Regions from separate parts of the Mus musculus genome. Here all the other regions are linked to region 2. Evidence: chromatin loops called from intact Hi-C (ENCODE). Cell type or tissue: left cerebral cortex. All regions are shown on one strand. Region 1 overlaps Gm364 (predicted gene 364). Region 2 has its middle 53 kb from the start of Gm39517. Region 3 has its middle 12 kb from the start of Zic3.

Region 1 (5,000 bases), 490 kb before region 2:
GTCTAAAATGCATGTGTTCATAATACTTTTGTTTTATAAACTATTTTATAGCATTGAAAAGTCTGAGGCAGGACAATCATGAATTGGAGGCTAGCCTAAGCTACATAGTGTGAGCCTATTTGAAAATAAAAAATAAAACCCAAATACTTCAATTCATGTACTCTTATTTTAACAGAGTGTTCATTTAGTGAGAGAAATTAAATGAAGTTTGGAGAGAAAGGTGGTAGGGGATATGGCAAGAGTTAGACGGGAGGGGATGAGAGATGAATTTGTTTAAAATTATGTTACATGCTTGTATTAACTTCCCAAACAATTAAAAATGCAACAGAATAAAAATAACCCTTACTTTAAAAAATTATTGAAAATAGATTCTTCTCTTATACTGTGCAGTTTCCCTTACCCCCACTCCTCCCAGTTCCTCCCCTCCCCTATGTCTCCTTTGCCCCCAGATCCATTCCTCCTCCATTTTCTCTTCAGAAAGGAACAGGCCTCCAAGAGACAACAACCAAACACCACAAAACAAGGTACAATAAGGCATGACAAAAACCCTGATACGGAGGCTGAACAAGGCAACCCCATAGGAAGAAAAGGATTCCAAGAGCAGACAAAAGAGTCAGAGATAAATGAGTCCAGTTCCCACGGTTAGGAGTCCTACAAACCCACCAAGCTATCAGCCATAATGTAAGCAGAGGGCGTGTGGCAGCCCCCTGCAGTCCCTGTACTTGCTGCTTCAGTTTGTGAGCACATATGAGCCTTACTGTTTTCATACTATTGAACAAAGATGTGTTTGTTACATTCTAATGATGTATTCTTTTGGTTGTAAATTCTAGTTAAATAAGCTTTGCTTATGAGCTAGCCTGAGACTCTACCAACATCACAGAGCTGCCTGTTTTGTTTGTTTTGCAGTGTGGAGTATGGAACTCGGGGCTTTGCGTGTGTAGGCATGCTTTGTAACCCCGAACTACACCTGTTAGCCTTATAACATTGTTTTGTTGGGAAGTGCAGTTTTGACATTCAGATAGAATAGGGCAATAGCTGATGAAGAATCAGAAGATTTGCGGTCTGGCCTGCCTTAATTTTGTGACTCCAAGGAAGTTCATTCTCCCACTTCCCTGGGACCCCAGTTTCCCTCTAATAAAATGAGGGAGTTAAATTTAAATTGGGTCAGCAGCTTTTAACTCTGTCAGATTGATGTCCTTTAATAACAAATGTTCTGCAATCTCCCTATGCTATTCTACCATAATACTAATAGTTAATAGAAAACAAAACTTGTCTATGCATTTAATTTTAACTAGTACTAGTGTAACATCATAATAACATTAAGGAGAAATAGTAGTAACTATTAATAAAATAATATACCCTTTATGTATTTTATCCATTTTATATGTTTGCATATATGTGTACAATCATTGTCAGTGTTATAATAGGTAGATTGCAAATTATGTAAATTTTTTGGCCCAAATACTGCTATTTTCCAATGCTATGATTTCTTGAAATGTCAACAAATTTTGGTAACATTCCCAGACAAGTATAGTACTATTTTTCTCCCAGTTTACTTAAAACAGTGCCTTCTTGGGTGGGAGTATTTAATGTGTACTGAAAACATAAAATATTCTAAAGCAGAGCTACAATCAAAGGGTCATAAGCAGCTTCTTACCTACGTGAATTTTGGGTGGGGCATTTGGACAGTGTGGGATACAGCACAGTCCTTCTCCCTTTTCTGTTATGTACATCTCCTGTGAACTGCAGGATGCCTGGCTTTATGAACGCTAGTAGCAGCTACATATTTTTACTCTGCCTTGTAGACTGTGCTTCTGTTGAAAACCATTGGTCTAAAGATCAGGTCCCCTACAAAATTCAGTCTCTGTATAATTTCTATTGACTATAACACATGGGGTACTATACTGTGCATAAAGAAGTCTTTGTCTCCACCTCATTACTTTGTCACTGCTGCCATCTTGCCAGCTGGAAAAATATAATTTTGCTATATGCACGTCTCACTTTCCTAAAGCCAATTCTGTCTCATAGACATATCTCTTACAAGAATTGCTAGTTTACAAAAAGATTTTGATGCTTTGGAATAAAGGCCAAGAATAATTAATTAATTTAATCAGATCAAAAATAGGTTCTCTGTTACTTAGCTATTTTTTTATATTTGTCATTTTCTTCTCATGTGCCTTATATTAGATAGTTTTTCTTTGGGATGACTAATACATGTCATGACATAGTGTTTCCGGAAGATGGCAGTATTTGGTGCAAAAATGATGCTAAACACTGCTGATGTTTTGGCTGAAATTTTTTTTTTCCCGATTTTTTTGTTTTGTTTTGTTTTTGGTTTTGGTTTGTTTGTTTGTTTTGAGATGGAGTCTCCTGTAGTACAGGTTGCCTTGAACTCAACTATATAGCTGGGAATGACCACTAAATTGTAAAGAGCCAAATAATTGAGTTGTAGTAAACAAGTTGTCTTTTAATATTGAGACTGGCTGTATATTTGTAGATAGTATATAAAGAATAAGTGTAAAAAAAAAAGAATAAGTGTAAGAAAATTCTCTACCTTTATCCTATTATCCTTAATTTCTCTTTATGAAAGCATAACATGATTTTTTTCTAATTTATCCTTCCAGAAAAAAAATGTTTGCATCTGTAATATAGGTATATGACTTTCTGGTGGGGGTAAGATTTTTAAAAATTAACAATATTATTATGTGTGCTCAGTGTGTGTTTGTGTGTGCGTGTGTGTGTGTATGTGTGTGTAGGTCAGAGGACAATTTTGTAGAGTCTATTCTCTTCTTGTCTGTGGGTTATGGGAATCAAGTTTGCCCTGTGTTTATGCTGCAAGCACCTGCTGGGCCATCTTGTCAGCTGGAAATAATTTTGCTATATGCACTTCTTACTTTTCTAAAACCAGTTCTGTCTCATAGACATATCTCTTGCAGTGCACAGATTGCCATTACCTAATTTTAATCCCAAAGGGCATTTTTGGTTGTAGGTATTTAATTTTACAAATATTACAGTGGCCATTATATAAAAGTTTATGTATTTTTGCAAGTATCATAAAAAGTTACAAAAAAAAAAAAGCGAGGCATGGTGGCGCACGCCTTTAATGCCAGCACTTGGGAGGCAGAGGCAGGTGGATCACTGAGTTTGAGGCCAGCCTGGTCTACAGAGTGAGTTCCAGGACAGCCAGAGATACACAGAGAAACCCTGTCTCGGAAAACCAAAAAAAAAAAAAAAAAAAGGTTACAGTGTAAATGGAAATATATCAGGATAAAAGGGAAAAGGCAAGTATCTGGTGGGACTACATAAAAAGTAATAGAAACATGCTGTTTTTGTTGGATAGCAGCAATTTTCTTCCTAGTTCATACTTTTATCTTTTCATTTTTGGTTTTGGGGCCGTCTTTCTCTATAGCCCTGGCTTCCCTCAAACTTGCTATGTAGACTAGACTGGCATTGAACTCACAGAGATCAATCTGCTTTTGCCTTCTAGTTCTTTCGTGTCATGAGGTTAAATGTTCCTAGTTGAAAGCAAGCTTCATATGTAAGGCGGATGTCGTGATTCCATGAAGCTGGAAGTGGCAAAACTCCATGCAGAATAGGCTTCTTTATGCTTGCATAGCAAAGGTCAGGCACAGTCATTTGGTTTTCTATTTCATTGTAGGAGAGTAAAGCTACTGAGTGGTCCTCGGAAGGGGATTATGATTTGGACAGTACCGCCGAGACCAGCCTTCAGTGGATTAGGTAAGCACTTTAAGAAATATGCTCAAAGTAGCTTGAGGCTTGATAACTGTCTGTGATTTTTAGCTGGGGATAGGACACACTGGAGATTGAGCCTGGGATCTTGTACACACAGGGCAGGGGCTCTACTACTTGGTTGTCTCCTCCTCTAAATACCCTTTAGTTCTTATTGCTTCGGGACTGTCTCATGTACCCCAGCTTTGCCTTGAAGTTGCTGTATAGCCAAGGGTACTTTTAAATTCTGGATCCTCCTGTTTGTTTCCCCCAGGGTTAAGATACTTACTTTGAAGTTAAGATATTTTATCACTACTGGTGATACTGAGTGATATTTCTTTTGGGCCAGTTTCCCCTCTCATTCTCCTCTTCAGCTTCTAAACATATCTGATGAAAAGAAAATATGTTTTACATATACTATTTATGCTGAAGGGAAAGGAGCCAGTGATGTCATACATACTGTCTCTCCTTGTGGACAGCATCATGTAGACAACATGGAGGGTGGTGGTGGGCATGATATAAGTGGAAGTAAGCTTTATGCAATGGATGAAAACCAGAGTTGGCCATAGTGACACACACTAGTAATCTCAGCAGTTGGAGGACAGTAGCCGGAAAATAGGTCAACCTAATATGGTGTAAAAAGTAGAAGGTAGGCAGGAGGAAGAGACAGATAGCAAACAAAATAGAACACACTGTCTGTCTATGGGCTCAGATGGTCTGAGCAAATCCAAGAGTAAGAAAACATTGCAATTTGCTAGGTAGTGGGAGGTGGGAATGCCATGAAAACTGGAAAGAGATTATTGAAAGACTTAATATGATGAGTCAGCAGCTTTTAAAAAGGAGACTATCTTTTATTGTTTGAAAGTTTCACACATGCCAACAATGGGCCTGATAATGCACATTCCAAGCTCCCCCCATCTCTCCCCCTAGGCACCATAACATGTCCCCTCTCCTTTTTTTTTTTTTGCATGCTAATAACGTACTGAATAGAATTAGTGCCGATTGATAAAAAGTTGACTGATTCATATTGTTGATCTTGGGTAGTTAATCATAGCTACAGTGAGTTTTTGGTACGTGACTATGTTATGTTTCAAAGACAGCATTTCACAGCACTTGCCCCTACCTCGTGGCTCTTACAGTCTTTCTGTTTCTCTTCTGTGATGTTCCCTTGGAGGTAAGGGTTGATATAGATGTCCCATTTAAGGCTTGCCACTCAATAGCCAGTTACTTTCAGCATTTTGGCTAGTTATGAGCCTCTGGATTAACTGCTG
Region 2 (5,000 bases):
ACCTTGACCTCTTACTGCTGTCTTACAGAAATAGTTTCTCCAAATTCTGTGGATATTGAGGGCTTGCTTACATGAATAGTAGCTTCAGTTTTGAATAAATTTCTTAAGCCACAGTCATATTTCCTTCCAGCTTTGTGGTGAGCCTGGGTGAAACAAGTAAAGGCGTTAGCTCACACAAGAGGAAGCAGATGAGACTCTGGCTCTTCTAAGCCAGCCACATTGTTTTCTCATTCTCCTGAATTCATGGCACGGTTTTGATGACCAGAAACAAATGGTTTGCTACAACCCATCCTAGCACTCTCTTATTTTTCCAAAAGGTTGGCTAGAACCATTGCTTTGTTAAACTTTATGAATTACATTTCAAAGGAGAAAATGCCACTCTAATCCACTTTCTATAGATAACAGCTAGATTTCCACAAACTCATGTCCCTCCCACAATGACGACCAAAGTATTTGTTAAGTGTTGCCCAGGGATCTACCGCTCATTAAAAAGACTCATGTAGCAAATACGGATCTGGAAACCTATTGGCTTCTAGAACAAATACAAGTAAGTAGATTATGTCGTTTATCCCCTCTCTTTTTGTATCTGTAGCTAGAGGAGTATGAAATAGATTGTGATATAATAGACTTTAAGGGGATGGTGATATGGAAAGATTCTGCTTTTAAGAAATAAAATAGCAATAAAAATTTGTCTGAGGTTAAGAGAGGCAAAGTAAAGACCAACTGAGCACAAGTTTCTCCTTTTGGTAAATCAAGGTATTTTTGTAACTAGGGGTTTGTAAACCATGGTTAATGCACTGCATATCATTAAAATTTTCATTTCAAAATGGTTAATCTTATACTATGCCAATTACATCATTTTTTAAAAGAAAGGCTCTATAAATGGGGTTAAGTCTGACATACTTAGTCTTTTGTGTTTGACTCATTATTCATGGTATTGACAGCATCTTCATTATCACAACATGCCTGATACATGTTTGCATCCTTGAGGTGTTTGTTCATGTTATATCTCCTGTTCATTTTGATAAAAGCAGAATTTAAATTAATAAGGGTATCTAAGTTATAAAAACTAGAATCTTCTAAGTTATAAAAACTGGAATCTTCAAATGGTAAAATTATGTCATTGGGATTTAAATTGTTGGCGAACCTAACTACTATAAATACCAAGATGATGTCCTGACTGCTTTGGTTAATTCCCACCTTTCAATTCTGTAATTAAGAACAGTGGGTATTTCACTCACTGGAACCTGCAGGATTGTTCTGTCCTGACTTGCATCTCTGTTTCAGCTGAAAGACAAAATAGAAAACAAATTATGAAATAAGTGTCCTTTCTGTTTATTGTGCACCCCCCCCCCCAAACTTTCTTTAGAGACCTGGCATTTTGTCCAGATATCTTAGTTATGTCTCCCTGTGTTACAGGAAGGAACAACTCAACCATCCTGAACTCCTCCTATGCAAAACCAGGTGTGAAACTCACACTCTTTTACTCCATTCCTCCAGAGCCCCTTCAAAAAAAAAATAAAATAAAATAAACAATAAAACAAAAGACTTCCACACAAATCACTCCCCTCTTCTAAGGCCAGAATAACTCAAAGCAGAGAGTTCAGATGGGAATTTCATTTAAGGTTCAGTTGTCCAACCCCCTCCAACTTCTCCAAAGGTCAGCATATTTCTCTGTTTGTTTGATGTTTCCACTTAAGTCCCAACATGGAAACACAAATCAATTGTTTCAGAACACACACTGCACAGAGCCAGAAAAAAAAATAGAAATATCCCAACTGTCACCACTATCTTGGCGAGGGTGGGTGAGCTCACAAACACACATCCACGCACGCGCCTGTACACGCCCTGCAAGGGCGCTCAAAGATACACAGACACACACAGGCATACAGCTCACAGAGCCGATCCATAAAGCCTGGTGCCTTCCCTCAGGGTGGGTTTTTTTTTTTCCTATTCTTTTCTGCTTGCTGGGTTACACGGTTGGGGGAAGGGACCAGAGGCAAAGTTCGCTGAGCATTCTTTCTTAGCTCAGCAGGCAAGGCTAGGAGCTCCGGGTTTCCCTTCCCCGCCCCCTCTCCCCATCCCAGGAAGGGCCTCACACTTATTCCTCCACCTAAATACCACACTCTCCCCACCCTACCCCACCCCCGCAAAAAAAAAATCTGTTGATTCCACTGTGGGCTTGATTCCTTGAAAGAATTAATCTTGCTATTAAGTGGAAAACTCTCTAACACGGGGTGGAGGTTGTAGGTGAGGGTGAAGAAGCTAGCAGGGGAGTTAGCAAGCAGGGCCGGTAATGACAATTCACAGCCAAAACGACTGTTAGATTATACTTAATTTTTAATGATTCATAAAGAGAAAGAACGACGTTTTCGTTTCCAAAGAATCCCTCCCATTTCGTGGGAGTCTTGCCCTTGCGGTCGTGCCTACTTTCCCCAGCCTCAGAGCTCCAAACCAAGCAAGGAGTCCCCAGATAACTATTTAGTATAAACAAACCGAGCGGCTTTAATGGAATTACCTCAGCCTGCTAGTAAATAATTTATAGTAGGCAGTAAATAAAATATGGTTCTGCGTCTTTAAAAGAGTTGTCAAGTAGAAAACACCCACCAGAGGGACGTAAACCCCAAAGATCGCCACGCTCAAAGACATCGGTTGGGACCAAGAGCCGGGTGAAAAGACATGTTTTATAACTCGAAGGAAGGCGTGGGTGCTGCCAGAGCCAATGCCGAAAGCTCCCAAAGAAGATCCCCGCCAGGAAGAGGGGAGAGACAGGATGTCCTTTGCATTTAGCAGAGGGGCGAGCAAGCCTAGAAAAGGGGCTGTACCTTCATAATAACTCCATGAGTTTTCAAATTCATTACACCCTGAGCCTCCGAAGCCATTCTCCCAAAAAGCAGGCCAAGGATTTGATTCCCATTTCCTGGATGGGTTAGGAAAAGGCTCTGAGGCTGAGGCAAGGTTTAGGTGTGTGTCTGCTAGGGATTAGGTAAATTGCTGGGTTGCAGGTCTCACCCGCTGGGGCAAGCTCAGTTCTTCCCTGCCGAGCGAGCCCCGGCGTGGACTAGTGCTCTCTGCCAGCACGTACGCACTGTCCAGCCCGGCACACTTGCCCAACTTTACAACATTCTGGCATCTCTTCTTCTTTTTCAGTGACCTAAGACCCCTCTAAATAAATTTTCTGCCTCCCCACCCCGCCCCTACAAGACTCATCCCCAGTTCAGAGAGGACAGATTTATGAAGGTCTCCTCAAGGCTACCCCCAAGACAGCCTTGACCATGAAACCAGAATCTTGAACACTTGACCTAAATTTCCAAGGGCATCTGTTTCCGTCTGTAATTGTCACCAGGCTTCATTTGAAATTTGATCCTGTGTCACTAATGGTATTAACAGGAGCTGAGGTCCAACCTTCCAAAGGGAGGCTGCTGCATATGAATTTACATCCAAAGCAAAGTAAACCAGTCTCTGTAACCCTGCAGCAACCCCCTCCCCTAGTACAATAAAACTGTTGTCGCAATCAATACATCTCCGCTTTGGGGCAATAAAAATTAGATAACTGTCTCTCTTTCTCTCTTCTCACCCCCCCCCATTAAGACAAAGCCACTATTCAAAGAATGAGGCGTCTTGTTAACCATTTCTGAAGTCTCTTGCTGTACCCGGCGCCTTTCAGACACGCACCTCTCAGTCATCGGAGAAAAGCAGACGTTTAATTACGGTGACTTTTGTTAGATCATTACGGATAATAAAGGCAACCTTTTCGCTAGATACAATTATAAAGCAAGCTGCCCCAACACCTGCACGGATCGCATTTGTCTCCAGCGGGCTTTTTACTCCTCCTCTAAACTGCCTTTGAATTTCTCCTTCTCTTCTGACCAGAAGATTTAATATGTTGCAAGAGATAGATTTCACGAAAACGCGTTGTCCCTTCTGTAGCTACATCTGCTCCGACCTATTAAGAAAAGTAAGACATTTTGATACTAATTGCAAATAAATTGTGATGTGTTCACCGAGTAATTGATTTAATGAAGTTCATATGAAACTCCTGAGATTGGCCAAGTAAAAGGCCCCCCGGTGTGTCTATTGTGGAGGGAAAGGAAGGTTGGTTTTTCGTTTTCTTTCTTAAAAAAAAAAATGGGTGGGGGAAAAGAGGTGGTGTGGAGGGTGGAAGCGGGAGGGGCGGAGGGGGGGCACAGATGTTACCTCCACTGCAGAGGCGACCGCAGGCAGGAGCCTCTAGGGTAGCTCCACCCAGCCGAGGGCTGCTAGCCTCCCTAAGGGGCCAAATGGAGTACAAGCAGTGGCTCTAAATTCGGGCCCCCACTGCCTGAAGCGTGCAGACTTGGGCAGTGGCCTGCGGGGAGAGACAGTAGACCGGCCGCCCACCTGTCTACTCAAGTTGCAAAACGCTGCCCCAGGGTCTCCCAGATGAACTAGGAGACCTCCCTTAAACCCATTCTCAGGCCTTAACTCTAGAGGCTGGGAGGCTAGGCGGGGAGGAATGGCCCCAAACTGCTGCCCCTAAGCTGAAGTAACTAGTAGCACTACCCGTATCCAGAGATTCTGGACTTGGAGCCCTAAACTCACGCTGCAAGCAAGAATTGAAACACCTTTGGCACTCAAGCGGGCTTTTTTTCCCTCACTCCTTTTGATCATCCAAGTGTGTGAGTCAGAGGTTCAGGACCTAAAGTATGGAAATAAAGAAGGTCCTTTTGAACACCTACTGTGTGCTGCCAACACTGTATTTCATTAAACACTAGTTTTCTTTCACTAATCAATGAGTGGGAAGTTACTTGGTCTCTCATACCTTAAGAGATGCAGAAAGTGAGGCAGGAAGGGCATTTGGGAGCTATAGCAGGAATGCCATAGCTACCCAGACCCATTGACCAATCTGGCTCTTGTGAAGAAGGAAAGAATAAAATAAATAAATAATAAACAAACAAACAAACAAACAAAAACAACGCTAATCCCGAAAGCCATCCAAATATTTTACAGGATAACTCTGA
Region 3 (5,000 bases), 100 kb after region 2:
TGTACTTCCCACACCCACCGACTCCCAATGAGGAGCTAGACCGAAAGACCAAGAGCCACTTCATTTGTCCAGGCAGTAGTAAGTCCTATGAGTCTGCTGACCTCCAGCCTTCATTGTCAAACTCTCCTGCAGATTTGGGGGGAGAGCCACTCAGGCAGCATGGGGCATAAGCAGGCTCTGTAAACGAAGAGAGTACAACTCCCTCCCAAAACATCCTAATGGCAGTCATTCGGATTTCTAGACTTCCCCTGGGCTTTCTGGCATCCTCAAAAGGATAGGTAGACTTACGTTCTGTCACTCACAAATAGTGATGGCAAAATCCCAGTTCCTGTCAGTTTACTAACCCAAGGCAGAAGAAATCCCTTCCTGCCTATCTATTAACAATGTATAGGATCCTGATGCTCAGTTCTGCTTGCTCTGGGACCACTGTCTGGCATGCAGACTTCACCAAAGTCTATAGCAACAAAACAAAAACAAAAGCAGCCAAGTGTAGTTTCCCCCACAAAGCTGTGAAAAGTTTCCTAGAGTTCTGGAGATATAGCAGCAAGTCTTGGCTGCAAGAGGCAAGAACTTGCCTATTTCCTTGGAATGGAAACACCTCTTTCCCACCCAGATACTCTATACAGGGTCCTCAGCTACCAATTAACAAGGCTTGCTCTGCATGGGTAAATTGTAGGGAGGACAGGAGCAGAGTTACCCTTGAGCCATGGAGTGTATATCAGGATTGGGCTACTATTCCAGGTAGTCCCCTTCCTAACCATCTTGTGGACCCCAACAAAGGATAGTGATAAAGGTGCCCAGGAGCTAGCTCTCTCTCTCTCTCTCTCTCTCTCTCTCTCTCTCTCTCTCTCTCTCTCTCTCTCTCTCTCTCTCTCGTTAGAGAGGCAGCCTGAGGATGTGACTGTCACCAAGGGTACTTCTTGGAAAGGAATAGGAATGAATGAGATGCTGGGGATGAGAAAATTCAGGGGAGGGAGGCAAGCACTCCTCTCCCTTTGCCCTCTGCTCCTGCTCCAGGAAGCACCAGAGTCCCGGGCAACAAATAAACCCTTTGGGGAATGCTGACGCTGGTGTTTGGGGTGAAGATGAGGATACAAATATGGCTTAGGAATTGAACGTGTGCTCAGAGAGTGCTAGCCATCTGAATAGAAGGGGGTGTGTGAGAGACAGAACTGAGAGTTATGAAACGGATCCAGAGGCAGGATGGATGGATGGTTTGTACTGGGTGACGATTTCAAATGCAAAGTTTGGTTTATTTTCAAAATGCATAGATCTCACACAGCTTTTGACTAGGCCGTCCCCCCCCCCCCCCAGACTGTGGAGTTTTGCCCTCTCTTAGTTCAAGTTCTCTCTCTCCTTCAGAGCCTGAAAGCCCTGGTAAGGATCAAAAGCTTCGGCAATTTCCCAGCAGGATTCTCCGCACCCCCCCCCCCCTCCCCAGGCCGACACAACTGTGGCAAAGGAAAGAATCTATGGAATTCTGGGTCTAAAGGATCGCTGTCACCTATCCCCCAAGGAAGAAGCAGGAATAGGCCCTTTCTCTAATAGGTTCGTGACTGCAATCTATTAGTGGTTTATGCTCGGCCATTCTAAGCCAGCCATAGCGGCCCTTTAGCTCTGTGTTCCAGTAGACTGGTACGACTCACAGCTGGAGAACTGTAGTTTCAGTCCTACCTGTAGGACTCTGGCGGGGATTCTCGCTCTGTACAGGTCGAAAACTAGTGGGGTTTGGGTCTTTTGTTTTAGACCCACTGGGGTTTAAGGACCTCTAGGGGGGTCCCTCCAAACTCTAGACCTGAAGGAGCTGGAAGAGAGGTGCAGAGAGAAGAGACAAGCTTGCTTGCAACCAAAGCCCTACCATGAACCCAGAAAAAGTGAGAGAGAATCTCTGGACACCCTTCTATTCCATCCTACAGATCTGGAGACATGTATCTTTAAAACGTTGCTTATGGGGCTCACGGCTCCATAGGTGCTTTGCCAGGTTACTTGGGATTTTGCCTCCCCAGGCACAACAACCAGGAGAATGGCTACTGAGCCTAATCCTCCAAAGCCCACATTAGGCAGGTGAAGAAGGTCTCAAAACTTAACCAAGCTAGATCTGCAACATTGACCCTGGTTGACGTCGGGGTTACCACGCAAAGTGACTGCCACGTGAGAAAGTCTGTGAGGCACATAATACGCGGCACCTCGTTAGGGCCAGGCTGGCATTCGGGGAGCTAGGCCTGCACCATCCGCGGCCCCATCATTCATTTCCCTGGACGTGCTGGTAAAAATGCATCAAAACAGGCTGCGGATCGCGGTATAAAAGCACAGCGGGATGAGCTGCTTTCCAAAAAGGATCTCGGTGATTGGACCGAGCTCGGCGTGATTGACAAGAGCTTAGTTTGGTAAAGGGAAGACACGCAAGCTTTCACAGCGGGATCTCTTTTCTAAAATATATCACACTAGCCTTTGAAAAGCGCCGCACACTATAAGGAAATAGCGTTTCACGGCTCTCTTTATGGTGCGATGACATTTCTTTAAAACACAGAGAAGATCAAAAAAGAGAGAGAGAGAAATAAAATGTGTTGCAAACACAATGTTTTAATTAGTTTATTCTGCGCGTTGCTTTTATCTGACGTATACATTGCGGGTCCCCCCTTTTAATTAAACAGCCCCTCTTGAGCGGCAGCGGGCTAGGAAAGGAGGAGAGGCACTGCGCCCCTACGTCCCCTTTGGGAAAAACGGAAGGGCTAGATGGCCTCAGAGCCCAGCTCGAAGGCCCCTGTACCCTCCCGACAGAGACCAGACGACTGCGGCTTTGGGCTTCGGGAAGCCCCGGGACCGGAGCGCCCCACAGAGGCAGAAAAGAGGGAGGGGGAGAGGAGAAAAAGCGGAGGAGGTTCCCCACAGGGAATCGAATGGAACGAAAGCCGTCCAAGTAGTTTGGGCTGGTTGCCAGCCTCCAATCCCTTTCCTCCTACTTCTTGCCAGCAGCGGACTCCCTCCTCTCCAGGCCCCCTCTCTCCTCTCTTGGGTGCGAGACCGCGGCAGAACAACGGGATGAGCTCTGGGGGTCCCTGCTCTCTCTAGTTTTTGCACTCGGATCTTCCACTACTTCACCCTCCCTGGATCGCAAAGTAGCTGATCTTCTGATTCCTGTCTAACCGGAAGAGGAGACCAGGCAAACGCCAGCTTACCGAAAGCGCGGGAGCCCCAGGCACTGTCCTAAGTGGTGCCCCCAGAAAGGCGCCGCAGGAGCTGCTTGTAGGGGGAAAGCATCGTGGACCTAACAAGGCCTGTCCTTACGTACACATACACTATACTCTTTCTTTCTTTTCGTTGTTGTTTTAGCTTTTGTTTGTTTTTGTTTATGAAGAGGGGTGGTGGTCGCTTGTTTTTGTTTTTGGCAGGTCCTTACCCAGTAGCTTAGGTTGTATTGGAGCTAGGCTGGGTTCTACCTCACCATTCTCTTACTGTCTCAGCCTCCTAAGTGCTGAGATTCCAGGTGCGAGCCGCCACTCCGTTTTTACAAGCAGGCTTCTGAAGAAGCGCCTCAGATTTCAATTTTACTAATAATCTCGCTCCACCTTCCACACACACAAATCCTTGCTTTGCTCTCAGCCCAATGACAAACCCCAAAGCCTCTCAACAGAGCATTCTGTCTACAACACTTGTGGTTCAGGCCTAGAGGTGGTTCTTAGGGGTGTTTATAGCGTTGCAATCAATGTGTTGTTTTGTTAATTTTGCTGTTGATATCTGAAAACTCAGAATAGCCCAAGAAGTCTGGGAAGACCTGGAGGAAGTTGAGTGACACAGATGCAGATGCGGCGTCCTAAACAAATGCCAGGGAGCAAGCTAGTAAATCCCAGACACACAATAAGCCCTCCTCTCCAGCCCAAAGGGAGTGCCAGGGACCCCCTCAAGGCTGTCAACATGGAGGTGAGGAGATTGGGTTTGGGGTGACTGCAGCTACCTCCCCCGTGGAGTGCTTCTCTTCTGCTTTTGCTCAGGGGAAAACTCCTTCACAAGTGTTTCCCCTCACAGACACGGGCAGAGAGTGCTAGGAACTGCAAATGCCTCTGTGTCCTGTGACCACAGGTGAGGTCTGTAATGTTGCTTCTCTTGGGAACAACGGGAAAGGCTCATTAATTTTCCATATATATGTAATCTGATTTTGTGCAAATGCTGAAATTTCTGTTCCTCAAGATGGAGGACAGAGTTCTTACTTGCATATCCTTCCCTGGTGTTTAAGTAGAAGACAGTATTATTGAATGAACCCTTTTTAACAACTGAACGATCACTCAGTGATAGCGGAAATTATCCATTTAGGGTGTGGTTTCTATGAATCAGAGAGTTTCATGTTACAGACTACATGCATACTACACATTCTCCATTGTGTTATCCTGAGTGTGTGCTCGTGGGGGGGGGGGGGCGGACTCTGTTCCTGTCACTAGGTTATTTGCAGTCTACCTACATTATAATAACAATGAATGGAAATTAAATGATATGTGTGATGAACAAAGTAGAGCCAGGAAATCTCCCAGAGCAGTTTGCTTCCCAATTCATTTGTGCATTACATTCAAAATCATCATTTGACTCCAGCACAGCTGCAGAATGGCAATGTAAGCTTACATGTGGGGTGATGGGGTCTACAAAGCCTCTCTCATGAGTAACCTTGTGTGGATGTGTGTAGTTCTGGGAGTTTTATAAGTTGAAGAATTTTAAAGAATAACAGTAAGCCTCAAACTGCTGCCAGGTGATCTTTAAATTTGTTTGAAAACACCCAGAAAGTAAGGAATACTAAATGAAATCCTTGACCTTGAAGACTATATGCAGAAATAGACAAAAGTAAAATGTTGATGATAGTAGTTTATTCCCAAGTTTAAAAAGGGCATGAACTCAAATCAAGCTGACACTTTTTTGATTCCCAAAATGCAGAGTCTTTCCATTTGAATGGTTGTTCCAACAAGCATCAAAACACATCTGGACTGAAAAGGATGTAGAAGAAAAAGAAACAT

The links. Hi-C counts contacts between places; a loop is a spot of excess contacts. Peaks named below come from ENCODE experiments on the same cell type or tissue, not always from the same donor. Only the 100,000 strongest peaks of a DNase experiment are listed, where the experiment ranks them.
Region 1: a loop joins it to region 2, with 2.7 times the contacts of the local background. A loop is called at or near these places in 4 of 42 quality-filtered maps.
Region 3: a loop joins it to region 2, with 5 times the contacts of the local background. A loop is called at or near these places in 11 of 42 quality-filtered maps.

The regions. Positions count from the first base shown.
Region 1 is chrX:57,429,551-57,434,550 of GRCm38, forward strand. It overlaps Gm364 (predicted gene 364), which reads left to right. Exons shown (of 17, transcript NM_001128625.2): 8 at 3,659-3,738. Among named protein-coding and RNA genes, the nearest start is that of Gm364, 23 kb to the left of the region's middle. In left cerebral cortex, a CTCF peak has its summit at 2,237 (motif pointing right); a DNase peak (open chromatin) is centred at 2,299.
Region 2 is chrX:57,914,900-57,919,899 of GRCm38, forward strand. No RefSeq gene overlaps it. Among named protein-coding and RNA genes, the nearest start is that of Gm39517, 53 kb to the left of the region's middle. In left cerebral cortex, no CTCF peak of the experiment used is centred here; a DNase peak (open chromatin) is centred at 2,512.
Region 3 is chrX:58,016,586-58,021,585 of GRCm38, forward strand. No RefSeq gene overlaps it. Among named protein-coding and RNA genes, the nearest start is that of Zic3, 12 kb to the right of the region's middle. In left cerebral cortex, no CTCF peak of the experiment used is centred here; a DNase peak (open chromatin) is centred at 2,284; H3K4me3 peaks cover 578 bases.